3 separate regions of the Homo sapiens genome follow, and regions 1 and 2 are each linked to region 3. The links are chromatin loops, found by intact Hi-C in ENCODE. Cell type or tissue: heart left ventricle. All regions are shown on one strand.

What was found. Hi-C counts contacts between places; a loop is a spot of excess contacts. Peaks named below come from ENCODE experiments on the same cell type or tissue, not always from the same donor. Only the 100,000 strongest peaks of a DNase experiment are listed, where the experiment ranks them.
Region 1: it touches region 3 in a loop (2.1-fold over the local background); 41 of 110 quality-filtered maps call a loop at or near these places.
Region 2: a loop joins it to region 3, with 9 times the contacts of the local background. A loop is called at or near these places in 5 of 110 quality-filtered maps.

The regions. Positions count from the first base shown.
Region 1 is chr11:114,434,870-114,442,869 of GRCh38, reverse strand. REXO2 (RNA exonuclease 2) reads right to left here and starts at 3,403. Exons shown (of 7, transcript NM_015523.4): 1 at 3,195-3,403; 2 at 2,131-2,214. The coding sequence starts at 3,341. In heart left ventricle, a CTCF peak has its summit at 3,441; a DNase peak (open chromatin) is centred at 3,429; H3K4me3 peaks cover 3,836 bases; H3K27ac peaks cover 1,614 bases.
Region 2 is chr11:116,272,704-116,280,703 of GRCh38, reverse strand. No RefSeq gene overlaps it. Among named protein-coding and RNA genes, the nearest start is that of LINC02151, 220 kb to the left of the region's middle. RefSeq lists an enhancer at 4,139-5,089. In heart left ventricle, a CTCF peak has its summit at 3,941 (motif pointing right); a DNase peak (open chromatin) is centred at 3,943; H3K4me3 peaks cover 306 bases; H3K27me3 peaks cover 1,314 bases.
Region 3 is chr11:114,335,434-114,343,433 of GRCh38, reverse strand. No RefSeq gene overlaps it. Among named protein-coding and RNA genes, the nearest start is that of NNMT, 43 kb to the right of the region's middle. In heart left ventricle, a CTCF peak has its summit at 3,030 (motif pointing left); a DNase peak (open chromatin) is centred at 2,593; H3K4me3 peaks cover 457 bases; H3K27ac peaks cover 1,330 bases.

The DNA of each region.
Region 1 (8,000 bases), 99 kb before region 3:
ATTGTTGATATCCAAAACACAAAGTAGCCCTCAAATTCTCAGCTCCATTTCATAGAACATCCAAGTATGAGTCTCTCAGATAAGTCCTGGCAGTTAACAGTAGCTACGGCATTAAAGCAAGTCACCTCAGCTTCTCCCTCTGTAAGATAGTGATAATAATAAACTGTACCCCTTCCCTCATAGAAATGTTAACAGGATAAAAGAAATTATAGATATGAGCTCTTTGAACTCTCTGATAGAAAAGTATTCCATAAATCCAAGGTATTATTACTACTAAGGTGGTAAAAACAGTTCACAATCACTGAAAGAAATGGCTAGAATTTAATTAAAATACGCCTGACATCCTACTACTAAAAAGGAGATTTAGCCAAACAAGAAAACTGGTGTTGGTAATCTCTGCGAAGAAACAAAAAATTTTGCTTGGATAACAGATGTTTTATGATAGTCACGAAGGAAAAAGAAAACCCAAACCTATGAAAATGAAAAAAAATACTCATACTATTAAAAAAAATACTAACAATGATGGAAAAATCAAACTACTACAAACTATTTTAGATCCCTATTTAGCAAGCCAAGGGACCACACCTACAGAAAAATTTTCAGAGTAGGATGCCTGCTCTTCTACCAGCATAAAACATTTTTCTCAGACTCTTATAAAAGAATAAAACATACTGCAGAACTGATAGCCCCTAAGCTTTTTTTTTTTTTTTAACATCTTTATCCTCATCTGACTTAGTCCATTTACAAATGCTGCATTCATCTGCAGCTGTGTGAATACATACCCAAATTTCCTCCAGGGTACATATCAACCTACGGGTCCATTAAACTGTCAGTATTTCACATTATATCAACAGTCTAAAGGAAACACTCTTCTTCGGCCAAGGGTAAGTTAGACTGGTAAAATAAAGACACTTCTCTTCACTATTGATCTCCAATAAATCCCAAGTAACAGAAAAAAACAACCAAATCTAAAACTCAGGGCTTTATTTATACAAAGTTAAAAAAGTTGTTATGATGAGAAGTACAAAGTCTCATGATTCTCCTACAGTTGATATGTGGGGAGGATAAGCCTGGTACTCCACAAACGCAGTCATTAATCTAGAAATACGTCCTCACCTCTTTTACCTACACAGCAAAACAAACAAAAGTGTTAACTGCAGATTTACGAAATGTATCCAGTGCCAGTAACATATCAATGCTACCCTCTAGGAACTTATTTTAACAAGACTCTCTTTTCCACAAACATCCCTACTTTGTTCCTATTCTGGAGTTTCTGGCTCTGAATACTGCTGACAGTATAAAACAGAATTATTCAGGGTCAGGGATTTCACCCCCTACCAGATGGTGTCACATCCTTATTAAATGTTTCATGAGTGGCTGAAATGCAGCAGGTGTGTTTTGTTTTGCTAAATGTTTCAGTTGGAAGTAGCATGCAAAAACCTTAATCATGCCCAATCTGTCAACAACAGAACACTTTACGGGTGTGCACTAACAGAAATTCTAAAATCTTAATACTGATCTAGAAGAATCACATGTCCTAGTTGAAAAGGCAGAATTGTAAATATGGAGTCAAGTTAAAGTCAAGGTTATGATATAAAGACGCAAACATTGGCACGAGTCACCAAATCTGATGGGAGGACAGCTGGCTGTCCTACTTGTTAGGAGCACCTTACTGAGACAGCCTGAGTTAAACTCTTGGCTCCCCCAGTAAACAGCCACTGGGACCTCAGACAAATTACCCAACATCTCTATGCTCAAGTGTCCTCATCCATCAAATGAGCATTATAACAATAACTAACTTATAGTTGCTGTGAGAACTAAGAACAAAGACATATAAAGCACACAGAAACTGTAGCTGGCATACAGTAAGCGCTCAGTAAACGACAGAATTTATGTTTCTGTAAATTTCTGGCATGGTTAATTAAAAAATAATGTTTAATTTTTAATTTTCACTAGGCTGTGAGATGGATTACTTTGGTTCTAGTACCACCCCTACCATGACCTAGCACATTACCTTAACCCATATAGACCTCAACTTTCTTATTTTTTAAATAAAGAAGCTGGAAAAAATGATGGTTATATTTCCAGTGCCCTTTAAAAAGTATGACTGTATTACATGGCATCACGTACTTCAGCCAAAATGTTGAGATCAGAGTCAGTTATCAGACAGGCCATCTCAATAATCTGGTCCTTCTCAATGTCCAATCCTGTCATCTGCAATTAAAAATAAATATATAACACACACAAAGCCATCATTCTGGCCTCTTTTACCCAAGTTTATTTAACAGGAATTCCCTCAAACATAGTCAGCTTGTAATCCATAGCCGAAACAGAAGAGAAAGAATGCTCCTCGGGCAACTACTGAAGGTACTAAACACGAGTCCTCGTTTATTCAACAAACATTTACCAAGGGCCTGCTATTTGTCAAGCACTGAGATTCTACTCCGGGACAGATGCAAAGTAAGTAAAACTGAGTGCTGACATCACTCAGTTTTGGAAGAGTTGGATAACTACCACCACCACGTCTCTGCAGAGTTTACAAAGTTTTCACATTAATTACACCACTGGACCTTCACAATCTAATGGAAAAACTACTGTTATTATCCTCACTTCATATAAACTGAGGCTCAACGGTGGGAGGAGCCCTTGTTTCGGGCATGGAAAGCCTGAAGGGATAGGAACTGGGTTCTGGTCTCAACTCAGACTCTCACTAACAGCACGACCTTGAATGAGTTGAATCCTTTCTGTGGGCCTCAATGTTCTCACTTATGGAATGAGGGGTAAGGCTGAGTCATCTCCGGAGTCCCGTCTGGCCCTAACAACCTAGGGTCCTTTAAGGATTTAGTTGGGGGAAGCTGGGAACAGAGCCGCTGCCCCCGCCCCCACTCCAGTGACCCAAGCCCAGAGACGCCAGAGCGTTAGGAAAAGTCCACATCTGGGCGGAGGGGTAGGGAGGAGAAGAAGCCACACGGAGGACTCCTCCCTTGTGGAAAGAAGCCCTACAGCGCAGCACGGCGCCCAACACCCGCAGGACTCCTGCCTCCGGACTTGCCCTGCACCGCCCGTGGCCGGCCGCGCTCACCTGCCACACCTGAGACCCAGACCCCCAACGCTCTCCCAGGACGGGCTCGACTCCTCGGTTCCACGAGCGAAACCTCACTCGCCTCCCCAAGCCCCCCGCCGACCTCACTCACCTCCAGGTCCACCCAGACCATCCGCTGAGCCATGCTCTCCCCTGCCGCCATGGCTGCGCCACCTTCGCGGACACCTCGGGCCCCGAACCGTCCGTGACTCCCACCTACACCCCGCAACAGCCTGGAGCCCAGGGAGCCGCCTAGCATCACCCGGGACCAGCAGCCACGGCCCCAGTCTCGCAGCCGGCGCTGGCGCAGGCGCAATAGTCGCTAAACGTCGCAAACCCACGGGGAGGCGCACGAGCTGAAACCACACGTCCCAGCGTACGGTGCGCCGGCTCGCCCTCAACAGCCTGGCTTGGCTGCCGAAGGGAATGATGGGACTTAGAGTCTCACCTGCGGTTGCGACCAGATGCCCCACCCCCGCCACGTGTTTTTCTGGTGTTACTGGACGCGCTTGTTTTTCACTGCTAAGTTTGTTTGCTTCCAGGAGTTATTTCCTGAGTTTTGGTTAGTTGTAACCGCGCAGTTAAAAAAGAACTCTTACTTTGGTTGGTTGGAAAAGAGCTGATTATCTCTGTATGACATTTTTTTCATGTATATCTTTCCTTCTTTGCATTTCTTTTTCTTTTTTTACTTACCTGCCCCTCTATTCCACAAACTGGATATTTTCCTCATTTATTTGGGACCAAGAGGCAGTGTGCTTTTGGGGGCCAGAAGGCCATTAACATTATCATCAAATCATTTAGAAATATTTAAATAAGATCTTGTCTGAGAAATCATTTAGCACGTATCAGGTGTTCAGTCAAAGTTAGTTACCTTCCTTCTTTTTCTTATGGGAAAGCGGTCCAGATCCAGACCCAAAGAGTGGGTTCTTGGACCTCCTGCAAGAAAGAATTCAGGGCGAGTCCATAAAGTGAAAGCAAGTTTATTAAAAGTAAAGAAATAAAAGAATGCCTACTCCATAGGCAGAGCAGGGGCATGGGCGACCGAGTATACTTACACTTATTTCTTGATTATATGCTAAACAAGGGGTGGACAATACCGGGAACTGAGGGTTCTCCGCTTTTAGATCATATAGGGTAACTTCCTAAGGTTGCCATGGCATCTGTGAACTGTCATGGCGCTGGTAGGAGTGTCGTTTAGCATGCTAATGTATTGTAATTACTGTATAATGAGTAGTGAAAATGACTAGAGGTCACTTTGTCATCTTGGTTTTAGTGGGATTTGGCCAGCTTCTTTACAGCACCCTGTTTTGTCAGCAAAGTCTATTGTGACCCGTATCTTATGCTGACTTCCTATCCCTTCCTGGCACTTAGAATACCTAACCTCCTAGGAATGCAGCCCAGTAGGTCTCGGTGTTATTTTACCCAGCCCCTATTCAAGATAGGGTTACTCTTCAAATGCCTCTGACAATTTGGCCAAGGATTATCCCTTATTTCTTATGAAATGCGGCCTGCATTTCAGTTCACCTATTAGGTGTCTGCATGATGACAACTTGCTACTCTGTTCTTAAAAGTTCTCAAAGTTAAATTTCGTCCTCCTATAACAAATCTATGCAGCAAACTAACTTAAAATGAACTAAAACAGTTCTGCCTGCTCTGCCATCTTCTTGGGCTTTGATCCAGGTGTCTTTAATCTCCTGCAATGACTGCTATAATGTCTATCATTTCTAGGAGTCCAGGTGGCCAGCATCAGGACCTTTAGGCCCTGGAGTGTCAAATTTTGTGAGTCTCTTAAATCTTGGCTATTCAGTAACAGATTTGTGGCAGAGTGCCGCTTTGTCACAAATATCAATCTCGGCTTTGAATTATAACCTCTATGTATTTTTCTGAAAGCCATATTGCTACTCATTACAGAGCTTGTGGTCCATCCTACCTGGTTTTATGAGAGAGAAACTTTGTTGCCTAATAGGAGCTTTAAGGAAAGTGTAGGGTACTGGATTTCACCTTCTACTGATTTTGTGTACCCAACCCACCACCTGCAAGGGCCTAGAGAAACTCTTTGAAGGGCCATCAAAAGGTATGCACAGATTATACACATAAAGACTTACTGTGCACAATGCGTATATATTTTACCTGCATTGCCTGATGTCGCATTGTTTTACTATACCTTTTTACTCATTTGTGGCCTACTTTATGAAAAATGGTGTGCATTTCTTCTTTAGTTTTTTCTTAGCTTTAAACTCAATTCATAGAAAGTAGAGTCAGTTGAGGCCAGGCACGGTGACTCACACCTATAATCCCAGAACTTTGGGAGGCTGAGGCGGGCACATCACGAGGTCAGGAGTTCGAGATCAGCCTGGCCAACATACTGAAACCCCGTCTCTACTAAAAATACAAAAATAAACTGGGCATGGTGGTGCATGCCTGTAGTCCCAGCTACTCGGGAGGCTGAGGCAGGAGAATCGCTTGAACCCAGGAGGCGGAGGTTGCAGTGAGCTGGATCACGCCACTGCACTCCAGCCTGCACAGCAGAGCAAGACTCTGTCTCAAAAAAAAAAAAAGTAGAGCCAGCTGAAGTACAGAAAACTTTATCAATTGGGCTTTTTATTATCTTCTTAAAGTATTATGTATTTAAAATTTTAAAGAACACCATTTTTTTCGACTTTACTACTGGAATAATGTTTCTAACATGACATGGCTAAGGACACACAAACCCTTCCCTCTTTTGAGAGATAACTACTTTTTTACATATTTTTTAATTTTTATTTTTTAAATTGTGATAAAATATAGATAATATAAAAATTTACAATTTTAGCCATTTTCCACATAAAGTAGGGGTCCCCAACTCCTTGGCTGCAGATCGGTGCAGACTGGTACCAGTCTGTGTCATGTTAAGAACGGGGCTGTTCTGCCAGAGGTAAGGGGCGGGGGAGCAAGTATTAGCACCTGAGCCCCGCCTCCAGTAAGATCAGCAGTGGCATTCGATTCTCATAGGAGCACAAACCCTGTGTTGTGAACTGTGCATGCGAGGCATCTAGGTTGCGTGCTCCTTATGAGAATCTAACTAATGCTTGATGATCTAAGGTGGAACAGTTTCATCCTGAAACCATTACTCCCCCACCCCCATCCATGGAGTAATTATCTTTCATAAAACCGGTCCCTGGTGCCAAAAATGTTGGGGACCACTGGTATAAAGCATGGTGGCATTCAGTACATTCACATTGTTGTGCAACCATCACCACCATTTATCTCCAGAACTTTTTCATCTTCCCAACTGAAACTCCATCCCATTAAACATTAACTCCCCGTCTCCACCCAACCACCACTCCCAGCCCCTGGCAACCACGATTCTACTTTTTGTCTCTAAGAATTTGACTACTCTACGTACCTCTTACAAGTAGACTTATGCAGTATTTGTCTTTTCATATCTGGCTTATTTCACTTAAACTGTCATCTCCTCAAAGTTCATCCATGTTGTAGCATGTGTCAGAATGTTCTTCCTTTTTCAAGCTGAATAATATTTCATTGTATGTATGTATCACATTTTGTATACATTAATCCATTAATGGACACTCTTGTTGCTTCCACCCTGTGGCTATTGTGAATATTTACATGGTTTTTAATTTTTATTTTTATTTTTATATTTTATTTTATTTTTGAGACAGGGTCTCACTCTGTCACCCAGGCTGGAGTTCAGTGGCATGATCACAGCTCACTGCAACCTCCATCTTCTGGGGCGCTCAAGTGATGCTCCCACCTCAGCCTCCCAAGTAGCTGAGACTATAGGCACAGACCACCACACTGGGCTAATTTTTGTATTTTTTGTAGAGATGAGGTTTTACCACGTCGCTCTGGCTGTCTCGAATTCCTGGGCTCAAGCAATCCACCCATCTCAGCCTCCCAAAGTTCTGGGATTACAGGCATCAGTCACTGCTCCCAGCCCTAATTTTATTTTTTATTGCTCCCTTCTTACCAGTGACTTTCCCAGACCAGTTTTGTTCTTCCCAACTTCTGAACAAAGATCACTGTGATAATCAATCCACAAGTGACCACCCACTTCCCTGGTCCCTCTTTAGAGTTATCCCAAATCGTATCTTTAAAAGTCCTTCTCAGCCAGGCATGGTGGCTCACACCTGTAATCCCAGAATTTTGGGAGGCTGAGGTGGGAAGATCACTTGAGACCAGGAGTTTGAGACCAACCTGAGCAACAAAGCAAGATCTCATCTCTAAAATAAATAAATTAACTTAAAAATTAAAAAAAAAGAATTATCCAGGTGATATAGTTTGGACCTGTGTCCCTGCCCAAATCTCATGTTGAATTGTAATCCCCAGTATTGGAGGTGGTGCCTGGTGGGAGGTGATTGGATCGTGGGTGTGGATTTTCTCATTAAGAGTTTAGCACCATCGCCTTGGTGCTGTCCTCATAACAGTGAGTGACTTCTCGCAAGATCTGGCTTTTTAAAAGTGTGGCACTTTGCTATCTCTTTCTTGCTCCTTCCCTGGCCATGTGACATGCCATTACCCCCTTTGCCTTCTGCCATAACTGTAAGCTTCCTGAGGCCTCCCCAGAAGCAGATGCCATCATGTTTCCTGTACAGCCTGCAGAACCATGAGCCAATGAAACCTCCTTTCTTTATAAATTACCCAGTCTCAGGTATTTCTTTATAGCGGTGCACAAATGGCTTGATATAAAAAATTGCTACCGAGAGTGGACCATTGCTATAAAGGAACCTAAAAATGTGGAAGCAGCTTTGGAACTGGATAACAGGCAGAGGTTGGAAGAGTATGGAGGGCTCAGAAAAGACAGGAAGATGAGGGAAAGTTTGGAACTTCCTAGAGACTGGTTAAATTGTTATGACCAAAATGCCGATAGTGATATGGACAGTGAAGGCCAGGCTTAGGAGATCTCAGATGGAAATGA
Region 2 (8,000 bases), 1.9 Mb before region 3:
GGGCATCTTTCCAGGACCCAGAGAATTGGGATTAGAGAGCAGAAAATTATGTAGTGTACTTGGGATCCTGGATCTCTGACCTGCCCAAGCTATGGTGTCTCGGGTGAGGTCTGGGGAGGGCTATTCACATAGGGACAGCTCCCAGCCACTTCTAGAGGCTTCTAGATGTGTCTGGAGGGAACAGGTAAGAAGGATGGTGCCCAAACAGTGCAGTGTTGGGAAGGCCTGGAGAAGGAGATTGGGGGAGGCTGCATCCCCTGAGGCAGAGGCGAATGCCTGCTGCTGGACCCCAGCACCCTATCTACAGGGGCTCAGAGAAGCCCCCACCTTGAAACCTCCCCATCAGGCAGAAGTCAGGGTAGACTTAAATGATAGCATCCCACCTACTCCCTCTTCACACACACTTACTCTGGACCCACCCCTGAGCCTGAAGGAACTGATGTGACATCCAACACTCTCCCAAGTCAACCCCCATGCCCCAGCCAATCATCCCTCCATTTCCCCCACTTCCCTGCCATCTCCTGTGACCAAAGAGTGCCTAAAGTTCTTATAAAATTCTTGAAATGATCTTCTCTATGGGGATGAAGGACACTAGCAAAACCATTGCTCCTTTCTGGGCTTCAGTTTCCTTTTTTCTGAAATGGAAACAACACTCTTATAGAATCCTTGGTGCTTCGGTTCAGCAGTGTTGCTCTCAGAAACTTTTATTAAGGCTGATTTGTGCCTGGCACTATATGGAACACTGCAGCTTTCGCTCGTCAGGAATGTGTGTGTGTGTGTGTGCGCGCACACACATAGGCGGGTTTTGCTCACATCAAAACCGGTTATATAAAAACCTGGGCTTACACTAATGATAAATTAGGGGATAATTATTCACTTTATGAAAGGATTCATGTTAGGATTCCCCTAGTGTGTTTATAATGTGATTCAATTTACACCATATTCAGCAACCATCTATTGTGTGACGGGAGGCCCTCTGCATAAACAAGAGCATGTGTAGGCAGTACTTTGAGCATTATGGAAGGAAAGAATTAGAGATACTGAAGAGGTCTTTATTGCTGATAACAATGAATAATACTAGCGCCTGGGAACAAAGGTGACTGTGGATCACAGTTTCCTTAGTCTCAGGAGCACTGCAGTGCCACACAGGCCTGGGGAAGAAGTCCAGCTCCCTGCTCACAAGTCTGACTTTGGTTTCAGCAGCGTATGTGGGGGCTAGGAGTGGTCAGGGGCCTGGGCGCCAGGAGCTCTGGCTTTGGTGTCAGAACAAAAGCTATTGGGTTTATCTTCCTTGAGACCATTAGACTTGGGGCACTGGTGTGAGGCCAGCGGCTGAGGTTCTTAGGGAGGATGGGGTTCCTGGGGGAGCTCAGGGAACCGCTCAACTCCTACCATTTTCCAGACATCCTTTCTCTATGCCTTTCTTTGACCCCTGCCAAGGCTGTTTTTCCAGTATCACAGACTAGGACTGAATTCTGAGTTTGTCTTGTCCATTTCTTCATCTCACTCAGGAATCTGCTGAGCCATCCAAGCAGATGAGAATCTTCTCTTTTGAGGCTCCCCAGGAGGCAAGCTACACCCTTTCCTTCAAATATCTTTTCCAATTCCCTATTTTCATTACCGCTAGAGGAAGACGACGAAGTCCAGGTTCTGGCACCACATTTTATTAGGCAGGCAACAGCAGAACATCAGGAATTTGTAGTCAGAAAAGCAATATGGTTAGATGTGAGTTTTATAGACAGTTCTGATGGGGGAGGGTGGGGACTGTGCAGGTGTGGGTGAGGCGCGACTGGGTGAGGCGCGACTGTTGTCAGGCCAGGGCCAAAGGCACTGGGGTGAGGGGATGGTATGTGGACAACATGACGCCCTGTGAAGACACACCTGGAAGGTCATAGGACTGAGGGGCAGGGATCAGCCTTCAGATGCTTAGAGACTATCCTGATCCTTTGTGTCTCCATGAAAAAGCATCTCTGTTCCCTTTGCTTGGCTCCAAAAGTAACCAGCATCTTTCTTCATTCTTGGGCACACATCTGACTCCTCGTCTTCCAAGCTGTGCTCATGCCAGGATCAGATTTACCATTAGATTATGACTTCCACTGATATGTTGAGATGTGGAGTAGAAAATGCTGGAGTCCACCCTGTGGATTTCTGGGGTCCCTGCCTCTCCAGCCCCGGCACAACTTCTGCCTGGCTTCAAGGGTCCTGAGGAGGGCTGGCTAGCTGACTCAGACCTGGGGACCCCCACTTCAGAACCCCCCACCCCTCCAGTTGGGTATCTTCAAAGGAATCTTTGGTGTCACAGACCAAGTCAGCAGGGGCTGGGAGGGAGCCTGGAGCTTTATTAACTAATCTCTGGTACTTGAGTAATTTATTATGTTTAAGCTGGTGCCATCAAGTCTCTCAGCAGTGCCCGCGTGCACTGGGAAATAAATTAAAGGCTGTCCAGAGATACTTGGATCATCTGTGTGATTGCTGGGCTGGTGAGATGGAGGTTTAAGGCTCTCTCTTCTTGCAAATTGGAAATTAGGAATTAACAAGACAGCAGGCCAAAGAGCTTCGGTGGTGGTGGTGACTTGGCTGCAGGGCCAGGGCTGGGGGAGGGAAGGCTGCCACCAGGGAGGGCGGAATAGCAGATCCCAGCCAGAGTTTCCAGGGCATGGGTGGGCTAGATGAGGGGGCTCTTCCTGGGCCTGAGCAGCAGGTGGCAGGGATTTTTCCACCTCTTGAAAAAGGTTAAATGGGTAATGGAAAGAGCCCTAGCCTGGAAGCCTGAAGACTTGTTCTGGCCCCAGCCCTGCCACAGCCCCTGTGTGACATTGAACAGTCTCTTCCTGTCTCTGGGCTTCAGTTTCCTCATCTGCAACAGGAGGAGGTGGGATTCAGGGCCCACTTATCCATGAGCACAGCAGGCATGCAAAAATGTTTTAATTTCTTTTAAAGTCAGAAGAGAAAGAATACGCTTTTTGGTTGAGGAAAATATTTTTAATATATAATATTAATACATTCATCTTGATACCAAAGCAGTCATTATATACATATATTTATATAAATGTATAAATTATATAAATATATAAATATATATATATATATATATATATATATATAGAGAGAGAGAGAGAGAGAGAGAGAGAGAGAGAGAGAGAGATAAGAGTTCTGCTCTGTTTTCCAGGCTGGAGTGCAGTGGCATGATCTCGGCTCACTGCAATCTCTGCCTCCCAGGCTCAAGCCATCCTCCCACCTCTGCCTCCCAAAGTGCTGGGGTGCTGGGATTGCAGGCGTGAGCCACCTTGCTTGGCCATAAAATAGGATTTAAATATGAATTTGTGTGCGTGGAGGAAGAGGCCCATGAAGACGAAGGTGCTAAGGGTCCCACGGAACTCATGATGCAGCCTCTGTTAAATGAGAAGATCCCAAAGGCCCTTCCTGCCCCAGTACACTTGCCTGTCCCATCCATTTGCCGACTTCGGCTTATCCGGGCTCTGGTGAGCTCCGGGCGCAGGGACTCATCTTCCTGTCAGTCCGCCCTACTCCTGCGGTAGGAGCGGTGTGCACAGCCCCACTGTGGCCGGTGGTGGGGCCAGGAGTGGAATGCAGGCTTTAGGCCTCTCCATGGCCCCAAGCTGCTGCTTCCTGATAGATGCCCAGGGAAGGGGCGTGTGAGCCCCTTGGGAGACCGAATCTCTTCTTTCCCAAATCCCTCGGATCAGGCCCTCCCCGGGGGTCTTCTGCCTCAGCCCTTGAACTCGACCCACCCCTACCTTCTGCTTTTCTGCCCTCACAAACTCAGCAGTGCCTAGAAGGGCCCTGGGCAGGGCTCCGCGCCTTCAGGGTCTGCTCTGCGGGAGCCAGCGGGCACCCGGGTGTGGGGCCCTCGGCGCGGGACAGCATGGCCCTCAAGAGCCCCAGCCTGTAGTTGGGTGGCCTCACCACCAGGTGGCAGGCTTGCTCTACACTGATGCATTGGCAGGAGCACTTACCTGGCAGTGGCCGCAGGGGTCGGAGGATGCCAAATCGGCCCGCGGCTGGGGGATTATTGAGGCCAGCGCCTGCGGCTTCAGAAGCAGGGCGGAGGTCTCTCCCACTCGGCGTGGGGCTCCTGCTGGGATTCTGTCTCCAAGGGCACCTTGATTTCCTAGAAGTGCCTCCAGGCCGCTGTCGGTGTGGGCCAGAGTGCGCCCCCTGGAGGAGGGAGGGCTGAGTTGCCTCCTCGGGGTTTGGTGTGTGCGCGGTTGGCTGGACTGGGTGGAGGGCTGGGGACACCGAGAGGGGCCTGATGATATCTTTGGAGGCATCCCAAGGACCCTGGTTCTGCACAGAAAGGTGACTCCCACCCAGCTGGCCCTGGTTTTAGGCATGGTGAACGCTTGATTGTGGTGTCGGCTCCACACCCACCACCTAGACTATCCCTGCTGTGGGCAGGGCCGCTTGGGAGGCCCACTGGCGGCAGGGCAGCCTGAGCGTCATCCTCTCGCACCCCTGACGAGCACGGCTGCGGCACTGTCCCTCCAGCACCCTGGGCTGTCCCCGAGGGGCCCCAGGAGCCAGGGCTCAGGCCACAGTCGAGCCCAGGGCCCTGTCTTCCCCAGGAGCAGAACAGGAAAAGACCCAGGCCCTGGTCAATAGAGTGCCAAGGAGAAGAGATGAGAGTGAGGGGTGAAAGACAGACATGGTGGCAAGTGAAAGTGAGGCTGGCCACGTCCCGCGGGGCTCCCTGGGAGCAAGTGTGAAGGCCTCAGGTCCTGGGGAAGAAAGTGGGAGGTCCCTGCCTCTGCTGGGCGCTTCTTTGTCTCAGGCAGCAGGAGCTCTCCCCAGGCCTGGAGTCCTCTTGGGGTTCCTGAGTGACATCTGGAATGCCCTGTCCTGTCACTAGCCAGCCAGGGCCTGAGTCAGAACTGGTGACTCACATGCTTCTTTCTGTGATGTCTTCGTGCCCTTTGTGAAAGTCAAAAGCCCCAGAAGTCAGCCCTGGGCCCTTCTCCCTGTCTCCCTCACCTGCCTGTGTGCCCTCCTTGGTGCACTGGTTCCCAGCCTGCCCCCTGTCCTCCCCACTCTGTCTTGGTTGAGAGATCTGCTCTCTGCTCTTGTTCCAGAAATACTGATGACTTTTTTGTGCAGTGCGCTCTGTCCCACCCATTCCAATGGCATCCGATTTCGAGAACTCAACTTTGAGGCTCCATGTCAGCACTCACTCAGACCCTTCCTCCCAGGCTTCTGTGTGTTCTTGGGTCAGGAGGATCAAGCCAGGCCTGGATGCGGAGTCAGGTTAGGGTACAAAGGCTCAGATGGTCCCCAGGGTCTCTCACCCTTGCAGATCCACCAGGACAGGTCTGGACCAGAGACTGGGAGAGACAGAGAAGAGGGAAAACAGAGAGCGCCATGCTGGGGAGGGGAGTGGTCTGGGAACAGACAGAGAAAAAGATAGTAGACGGATGCAGAGGAAGAGAGGAAGACAGAGAAGAAGAGTGTGTGTGTGGGAGACAGAGAGAGGGAGGGAGGGAGAGAGAGAGAGAAAAGAGACAGAAAGAGAAAGGAAGAAGACACAGAATAGAATAACCAAAAAAATCAGAGTGGGGGAAGGATGGAAATTAAATACATTACAAACTGAGGAAGGAGGAAAACGAAAGGAAAATAACAGAAAATACCCAAAAGACAGAAAGGATGAATGTAGAGGCAGGCACACACAAACATGGGTGTGAACAGCTGTGTGCATGCGAACACACACACACACACACACCCCTGCTCTGGTCACCGTCCTGGTCCTGTGCTGATCTTGCCTTAGCGTCTCTCTCCCTCTGACCTGCCTTAGGTTCCTAAGAAGGGCGTGGCCTCCTGGTGTTGCCTGTTCCCTGGCCCACCCCCTGCCCACCCCCAGAGATTTCACTTAGGCTGGGATGCACAGAGGAGGCCAAAATCTTTATGCCTCACACTTGTCACCCAAAATTGGATCTAACCGCCTCTCTCCCTTCCTTTCTCCCTCCTAGTTTCCTTAGTAACTGACAGTTCCCCAGTGAATGCCAGGCCCTGGGTGACAGACCGCTGTCACCATCACAGAAGCACTTTCTCTCTCTCTCTCTCTCTCTCTTTCTCTCTCTCAACTGTCCCCCTCAAAACCACATAGACTCACAGACTTGGGCGGGGGTGTGGGGATGCCTGGGTAGGCTCAGGGGTAATTAAAACATGTACCATTTATTCCGTAACAGGCAGCAGAACTTTAATTACTCACTCTGAAGGTGAGGGTGTGAGCAAGGAGGTGGCTACGGGGGGGTTGGGGAGGGGGCTCAGAACGTGTCTGCTTTTCTTCTTTCCTTTTCCATTTGCCCAACTTGGATTGGAGAGGTGGGAGGTGGGTCTGGGAAAGTGAGGGGGTGCTGAGTGCGTGTGGGGGAGAAGCAGAGGGTGAAACCTGATTGTGTTCATTAAGGCAACACAAAACTGGGAGCGGTAATAATAATTAATTATAAAAGCAATTTGCTTTTGAAAATTTGATTTGACAGCTTACTAGTGGCTGCACTGATCTAGCAGCTCTGGCTTAAAAATAGTCAGAACAAAAACCAAGTAGAAGAACCATCAGCTAATTTTAATTAGAAGCCAGGATTGGTAAACAAAATTCCGCACCACCCTTTCATTGTGGCTGACTTCGATTTAAGGAGATGTCGGGATTGATTTGGGGAAAGGCAGGGGAAAGGAAGGTGCCTTTTGGAGAGGGCATGGAGACTAGGGGGTCTGAGCAAAGGCAGTGACCCTGAGGGCTGGTCCCCCTCCTCGCCACCCATTTTGGGGATGTCGGCTCTAAGGGGTTTCCATGGCTCCTCCCTGTGTGACCTTGGTAGAAATGGCTCTGCCTCTCTGGCTTGCTGCAGTGGTGCTTTCTGTGTGTGTGTGTGTGTGTGAGTGTGTTCATGCACACAGATGTGTTGGAGAGGGGACATCACATTGACAGCATCCACTGATCCAGGAGAAATTCAACCAAGAAGGGCAAAGAAAGCCCGTGTAGAGGGTTGGCCACAGGCTCTGCCCTGCCAGGGCTCTAGAATGCTTAAAGGTCTTAGGAAGCTGACACATCTCTGGAAGTTTCAATGAAGACTGAAGGAGGGCTGGCTTCTGGCAGGGAGAGGCTGCTGTCTCTTGTGGCCCGAAGGTGTCTGGACACCATGCTGACCCCTGCCTCCAAGCCCCATCTTGACATCTTCAGTGCCCTTCCTCGTCTCCCCAGCAGCACATGCATCCTGCATCCACAGCTCATGCCTCCATCAAAGCACTGCCCTCCCGGCTCTGTCACTGTCAGGGTCAGTTACTCCTCTTCCCTGTGGCTTGGAGAGCCCTCTCTACTTCCTACCTTGGGCAGGGATTTGATTCATTCCAGGGTTCCACTGCCCGGCACAGTGCCCAGCGTATAACAGGTGTCCAGTAAGTGTTGGTCAAATGGAACAAATCACCAATCATGACCTTCCTAACTACCTCTTCCAGCTAACATTTCATTACCCTCCCTTCCTCTCTCTCCCCTAAACCCACATTGCCCTTCCATCCATTCTCTTCCAGTCCACTGCATGCTGAGGACTCTCTCCTGGGTCACCCATCCCTGGGGCTCCTCTCCTTCCTCCTTCCCTTTGCTCCCTGTGCCCCTGGCTGGCACCGTTGTCCACCCCTCAATGCAGCTGCCTGCAGGGTCTATCCCACCGCCTGCTTTGTCCTTAGTGCTCACATCGGTGCCCCTGGCTGCCCTAGGGGGGTGCAGTGCCATCTTTATATGCATCACTCTTAGGATGCATCACTTGCTTCATTCAACAGGGTTTCATGGGGGCATCTGAGTTAGGCTCCTGGCTGGGTTGATACAGCTGGGGAGAGGGGGCACAGGAAGCATATCTGGACCTTGCCTCATGCCGCTTAAAGTGCAGTGTGTGGTGAGGTCCCTCAGAGTCCCCACCCTGCATGCTCCTGCTGCTCTGGCTCTAGCTTTCTAACCACCCAGCACTGGAAAATTCTTCTGTTATTTCAAAACC
Region 3 (8,000 bases):
TAGGGCACATTGGAATTGTGTCCCAAAGAGTTAAAGAAACCAACGACTAACAAAAATTCTTGTTTGCAGGACAGCAGGTAAGAAAAGAAACAACTTGCTGAGACTCTGACGCTGACATCAAGAAAAACCTGGCTAGAATCGGTGGAAACTAAGATGGCTGACTGGAGTTTGCACAGAACAAGCTTGCTGGCGTCCCAGCCCGAATTTCCACATGTTTCATACTAACTCCCCCCAAATTCACACATGTGACCCATGAGATAGCAGGAAGAAACAACTGGACATGCGCAGGGCCTTCCCAGACCTCCTGTTTCCTTTCACCAGTTACCTATATAGTCTCAGAATCTAACCCCTGAACCTTTTCTAATAAAAATACTGCTTGGAAGCCAGTGCAGGGAAACAGATTTGAACTTGACTCCTGTCTCCTTGAGAGTCCACTTTCAACATAAATCTTTTCTTTTCTCCAAAACCTGGTGTCACAGTATTGGCTTCTAGTGCACTGGGCACCCTCCCTTTTACTCAATAACATCAGTCAGCTTCTGAGTGGTGCCCACTCAATGTCTTATGTGAGGACACACTTTTATTCAAGCCACATCTGGGAGGAGAAAAATCTCCCGGCTAATAATCAAAGTTCCAGTAACTGAAGTGGGAATATTCCTTATAGAACTGACATCTGCACCAGCCATTTCCTAGGAGAGGGCATCACTCCTTACGCCATCCACCTTGAGGCTAGTGCTGCCTGACATCTGTGCTCAGTTTCACTTCTAAAATACTTTCAACTATGCAACTTAATTTCACCTCCACAACCCAGCAGGGTATAGGGGAGTGAGATAGGCCTTGGCATGTATTTCCACCTTCTCCCCACCCCACTCCTAAGTCCTCCCCCAGTTTCCTGCCAAAGAAGCCCATATACAAAGATCAGTAGCCAGCTGAGAAGGATTTCTCACTTTATTAAAAGATGGCAGGACAAGAACCCAAGTTTTTTTAATTCTTGTTATGACTTTCTTTTATTATTATTATTATTATACTTTAAGTTCTAGGGTACCTGTGCACAACGTGCAGGTTTGTTACATATGTATACATGTGCCATGTTGGTGTGCTTCGCCCATTAACTCATCATTTACATCAGGTATTTCTCCTAATGCTATCCCTCCCCCCTTCCCCCCACCCCATGTCAGACACCAGTGTGTGATGTTCCCCACCCTGTATCCAAGTGTTCTCATTGTTCAATTCCCACCTATGAGTGAGAACATGCGGTGTTCGGTTTTCTGTCCTTGTGATAGTTTGCTCAGAATGATGGTTTCCAGCTTCATCCATGTCCCTACAAAGGACATGAACTCATCCTTTTTTATGGCTGCATAGTATTCCATGGTGTATATGTGCCACATTTTCTTTTTTTAAATTTTATTATTATTATACTTTAAGTTTTAGGGTACGTGTGCACAACATGCAGATTTGTTACATATGTATACATGTGCCATGTTGGTATGCTGCACCCATTAACTCGTCATTTAGCATTAGGTATATCTCCTAATGCTATCCCTCCCCCCCGTCATCAATGCTGAGAATGATGGTTTCCAGCTTCATCCAAGTCCCTACAAAGGACATGAACTCATCATTTTTTATGGCTGCATAGTATTCCATGGTGTATATGTATGTGCCACATTTTCTTAATCCAGCCTATTATTGATGGATATTTGGGTTGAAGAACCCAAGATTCTAATGCAAAGGCCTGGTAAAAGCTGAACTGGAGGTGGTGAGCCCATGTCAAAGTGAAGGCTCCTCTCTCCAATCCTTCTAAATTTGGAAGGGGCACTCTCGGGGCCAGAGAGCTGAGCAGATCTTGAAAGGATCTTTGGCTGAGTTTACCAATTTCAAAAATGTATGTGTCTGCTTACCTACAGCAATGGGAAAGGAAGATGATGCAGGGGGCTATGCCAAGCATTAGTGCTGGCCTTCAGTGCTTCCTGTGATGTAACCCTGCTATCAAGGGTGGCTCTATCAGTGATAAGTGGCTGACCAACACAATCTGTAAATCCTTCTTCCTTTGGGAGGAACTAGCAAGGGAGAAGAAAGGGAAGCCAGAAGTCTCGGGGTAGAAGTTCCCAATTGTATAGGTCAAGATTAAAAGATGAGACAGGGAACAGAAACATTTCCTCTTTTTTCAACACAAAATAGGCAAGGAGGTTATTATTATCACATGATCCCCACTTTATAGATGAAGAAAAGAAAGAACAGAAACATTAAATGATGTAGTTATCATCACAAAGCTGGTGAGTATACATATCGGTCTGCAGGTGCCTCTTTCTTAGTTAGTGGTGCTGGTGGTGAGAAGATGACCACCATGCTAAACCCCCAGTTCCTGTGCCACCACCTGCTCAACTGCTGCCTGCAGCTGCCACTCGGTGGGGTTCCTAAAATAGCCATAGACAAGGAGTTCTAGCAGAGCACTCCACCTGTTTCTAGATAGGCTCTTGCTCTCAAGCCTGGTCTGCTATCCAGGTGAACTGTGAGGGGTAGGGGTGGGGGCACGTGTGAGCTAGACTAGGGGTTAGACTGGAGATGAGCCCACTCCCTGCGTCCTTTCCTGGAGTCTCATCCTGTGCTAACTGAGCCGCCAAGCCGTTTCCGCTCCAAGACCAGAGAAAGGAAAGGAAAGAGCCTTCTCTCCTGAGGAAATGTGCGGCTCTGGAGCGAATGCCATCCAGTTCCTGACTCAGCACCCTGATTTCCATCTGGGCGTTCACCCCTCCCTCACACAACCCCTGTGCTGGAAGGGAAGCTGACTTCACACCCAGTTCCAAGAATGGGGCTTGACTGACTTAAGGCTATCGACACGGCCACCCCACCCCACGAGTGGCCAGGGATGGACATAGAACCTAATTAGTGTTACTCAAAGACAAAGGCACATTTCCTTGAGGATCCTGGAGAAAACGACTTCATTCTTCCTTAGAAGCTACTTGAGGGACATTCTCGTCTCTTTGGATATGAGCAAGGACATCGCAGCGCTGAAAGCTACTTGCAGCCATCTTGTGGCCACTTGGAGAAAATACATGTTGTGTAACGCAGAGAGGAGAAATGAAAAGCCTCCGGGGTCTTTGCTGCCCTTGAGTTGCTGAATCAAGTCTTGACTGAAGCCTGATATCTTTAGGCTTTTCAGGTTTGTAAATCAATAAATTTTCTTTAACGTTCAAGCCAGTTTGAGTGACATTTTTGGTAGTTGCAGATTTCCAATTAACATGCACTGTAACACATAAGCATATTAGTTTAGAGAGGCCACAGTTTCCCCTAACCATGCTAGAGTTTTCTGATAATGGCCAGAGTACAAAGTCAGATTTTCCTGTGTCAGCCTCATGGAAGGGAAGAAAAAACCAAGTTTAAAAAAACTAAAAGGCCTTTGATGTCATTCCCCCAACACACACATATCCAAAGAAAAAAGTAAGGGGTCAAATATATAATATCATGTTCAAAATAAATTACTGTTATTATTGTTATTACTTTGTAAGTAGATTTTATTTTTTAGACAGTTTTAGGTTCACAGAAAAATTGAGTGGAAGTTTCTGAGACTTCCCATACACCCTCTGCTCCCCATATGCAAGGCATCCGCCATTATCAACATCCCCCACCAGAGTGGTGCATTTGCTATCATTGCTGGACCTACATTGACACTCACCATCAGTCATTATCACTCAGCGTCCAAAGCTTACCTTAGGGTTTATGCTTGGTATTGTACATTTTATGGGTTTAAACAAATGTATAATGACATGTATCCACCATTATAGAATCATACAGAGTATTTTTACTGCCCTAAAAATCATCTGTGCTCCACCTGTTCATTCCTTCTTCCTCCCAACCCCTAGCAAGCATGGATCTTTTTACTGTCTTACTGTCTTCCAAAGTGTCTATAGCATTTTGCATTTCCACCAGCAATAAAGGAGAGTTCCTGTCGCTTCACAGCCTCACCAGCATTTGGTGTTTTCAATGTTCTGAATTTTGGCCACTCTGATAGGTGTGTAGTGGTATCTCATTGTTGTTTTAATTTGCATCTCTCTGATGACATATGATGTGGGGCATCTTTTTATGTGTTTATTTGCCATTACATGTCTTCTTTGGGGAGGTATTTGTTAAGTTCTTTGGCCCATTTTTTAATTGGGTTCTCTGTCTTCTTATTGTTGAGTTTCAAGAGTTCTTTGCATATTTTGGGTACCAGTCCTTTGTCAGGTGTGTTTTTAACAAATATCTTCTCTCTCTCTCAGTCTGCAGCTTGTCTTTTCATTTTCTTGACAGTGTCTTTGGCAGAGCAGAAATCTTTAATTTTAAAGAAGTCCAGCATATCAGTTCTTTTTTTCATGTATTGTGGTTTCGGTATTATATCTAAAAAGTCATTGACAAACCCAAGGGCATCTAGATTTTCTCCTATGTTATCTTCTAGTTTTACAGTTTGATATTTTGGTCTGTGGGGTATTTTGAATTAATTTTTGTGATGGGTGGAAAGTCTGTGTCGAGATTCACTTCTCTGCATGTGAATGTTCAGTTGTTCCAGCACCACTTATTGTAAAGCCTATCTTGTCTCCATTGTATTGCCTTTGCCCCCTTTTCAAAGATTAGTTGATTGTGTTTATGTAGGTCTATTTCTGGGCTTTCTATTCTATCCTATTGATCCTCTGCCAGTTTTTTCACCAATACCACACCGTCTTTATCACTGTGGCTTTAGGGTAGTTATAGTAATATCATAAGTCTTGATGTCAGTCCTCCAATTTTGTTCTTTTCTTTCAATCTTGTGGTGGTTATTGACTGTCTTTTGACTCTTCATATAAACATTGGAATCAGATTATTGATAGCCACAAAATATCTTACTAGGATTTTGATTTTGATTGCATTGAATCTATAGATCAAGTTGTGAAGAACTAATATCTTGACTAATACTGAGTTTTTCTATCTATGAACATGGAATATTTCTCTATTTATTTAGTTTTTCATTGGTTTCTTTCATCAGTTTTATGGCCTTCCTTATATAGACCATGTACAGGTTTTGTTAGATTTATACCCAAGTATTTTATTTTGAGGCACTGTTAATATAAATGACAATTTCTTTTTAATATCAAATTCCACTTGTTCATTGTTGCTATGCAGAAAAATGATTGACTTTTGTATATTAACCTTGCATCCTGAAACCTTGTTATAATTGTTTATTAGTTCCAGGAGCTTTTTTTCTTGATTTTTCAGATTTTCTTTCTTTTTTTATTTTGAGATGGAGTCTCGCTCTGTCGTCCAGGCTGGAGTGCAGTGGTGTGATCTCGGCTCACTGCAACCTCCGCCTCCTGGGTTCAAGCAATTCTCCTGCCTCAGCCTCTTGAGTAGCTGGGATTACAGGCACACGCCACCACACCTGGCTAATTTTTGTATTTTTAGTAGAGATGGGGTTTCACCATGTTGGTAAGGCTGGCCTTGAACTCCTGACCTTGTGATCCACCCGCCTCGGCCTCCCAAAGTGCTGGGATTACAGGCGTGAGCTACCACACCTGGCCTGATTCTTTCAGATTTTCTTTTAGACAATCATGTCTTTTGTGAACAAGATAGTTTTATTTCTTCCTTCTCAGTCAGTATACATTTTCTTTACTTATCTCATTGCATTAGCTAGGATTTCTAGCATAATGTTGAAAAGCTGTGGTGAGAGAGTATGTGTTTGCCTTGTTCCTGATCTTAATGAGAAAGCTTCTAATTTCTCACCATTAAATATGACGTTATCTGTATATTTTTTGTAGATATTCTTTATCAAGTTGAGGAAGTTCCCCCTCTATTTCTCATTTACTGAGGAGTTTTTTTTTTCTTTTTCTTTTTCTTTTATCATGAGCAAGTGTTAGATTTTGTCAAAGGTTTTTTCTACATCTATTGATGTAATCATCTGTATTTTGTTCTTTAGCCTGTTGATATGATGGATAGCCTTAATTAGTTGTCAAATGTTGAAACAGCCTTTCATTCCTGGGATAAATCCCCCTTGGTGTGGCACACAATTCTTTTTATACTTTGATGGATTCAATTTGTTAACATTTTGTTGAGAATTTTTGCATCTATGTTCATGAGAGATACTGAACTGTGGATTTTTTTTTTTTTTTTTTGGAGACAGAGTCTCTCTGGAGTACAGTGACGTGATCTTGGCTCACTGCAATCTCTGCCTCCCAGGTTCAAGCGATTCTCCTGTCTCAGCCTCCTGAGTAGTAGCTGGGATCACAGGCATGCACCACCACACCCGGCTAATTTTTGTATTTTTAGTAGAGACAGGGTTTTGCCATATTGGCCAGGCTGGTCTCGAACTCCTGACCTCAGGTGATCCTCCCGCTTCGGCCTCCCAAAGTGCTGGGATTACAGGCGTGAGCCACTGCACCCAGCCAAGATATATTGAACTGCGGATTTATTTTCTTCCAATGTGTTTGCCTGGTTTTGGTATGAAGGTGATGTTGACTTCATAGAATGAGTTAGGAAGTATTCCTTGTGCTTCTATCTTTGAAAGAGGTTGTAGAAAATCGGTGTGCTTTTTTCCTTAAACGTTTGGTAGAATTCACCAGCGAACCCATTTTGACCTGATGCTTTCTGCTTTAGGAGGCTATTAATTATTGATTCATTTTCAGTTGAATAGATATACCCTTATTCAGTGTGTATTACTTCTTATGTGAGTTTTGGCAGATTGCGTCTTTCAAGAAATTGGTCTATTTTAGCTAGGTTATCAAATTTGTAAGCATAAAGTTGTTCACAGTATTCCTTTATTATCCTTTTAATGTACATGACTTTTGTAATGATGTCCCCTCTTTCATCTCTGATATTACTAATTTATGTTCTTCCTCTCTCTCTTTTTTCTAAGTTAGCCTGGCTATGGGCTTATTAATTTTATTGATCTTTTCAAAGAACCAGCTTTTGGTTTTATTGATTTTTCTCTGTTAATTTTCTGTTTCAATTTCATTGATTTCTGCTCTAATTTTTATTGTTTCTCTTCTTCTGTTCAGTATAGATTTAGTTCGCTCTTGTTTTTCCAGTTTCCGAAGATGAAAGCTTAGGTGATTTCTTTTAAATCTTTCCTATTTTCTAATATATGCACTCCATGCTATCAATTTCCCCCTTAGCACTACTTTTATTGCACTGCACAGTTTTTGATAACTTGTGTTATTTTCATTTAGTTCAAAGTACTTTTTAATTTCTCCTGAGATTTCTGCTTTGACCCTTGTATTATTTAGACACATGTTGTATTTGTATCTCCAAGTATTGGGGGATTTTTCAGCTATCCTTCTATTATAAATTTCTAGTTTAATTCCATTGTGGTCTGAGAGCAGACACTACGATTTCTACTTTTTTTTTACATTTGTTAAGGTATATGAAGTGGTCTAGAATGTGGTCTATCTTGATGAATATTCCATGTGAGCTTGAGAAGAATGTACAGTGAATTCTGCTATTGCTGGATGAACTAGTTTATAGCTGTCCATTATTTACAGTTTATAGATGATGTTTTTGAATTTGATTATGTTCTTAATGATTTTCTGCCTGCTGAATCTGTCCATTTCTGATAGAGGGATGTTGAACTCTCCCACTATACTAGTGGACTCATCTATTTCTCCTCACAGTTCTATCAGTTTTTGCTTCATGTATTTTGATGCTGTGTTATTAGGTGCACACACATTAAGGATTGCTATGTCTTCTTAGAGAACTGACCCCTTTATCATTCGGCAATGCTCCTCTTTATCCCTAATAACTTTACTTGCTGTGAAGTGTTCTGTGTCTGAAATTGTTCTAGTTTCTTCCACTTTCTTTTGATTAGTTTTAGCATAGTATACCTTTCTCCATCCATTTACTTTCAATTGATATGAGTCTTTATATTTAAAGGAGGTTTCTTATAGACAACCTGTAACTGAGTCTTGTTTCTTGATCCATTCTAACATTCTCTGTCTTTTAATTGTTGTGCTTAAGACCACTCATATTCAAAGTGATTATTGATATAATTGGGTTAATATCTA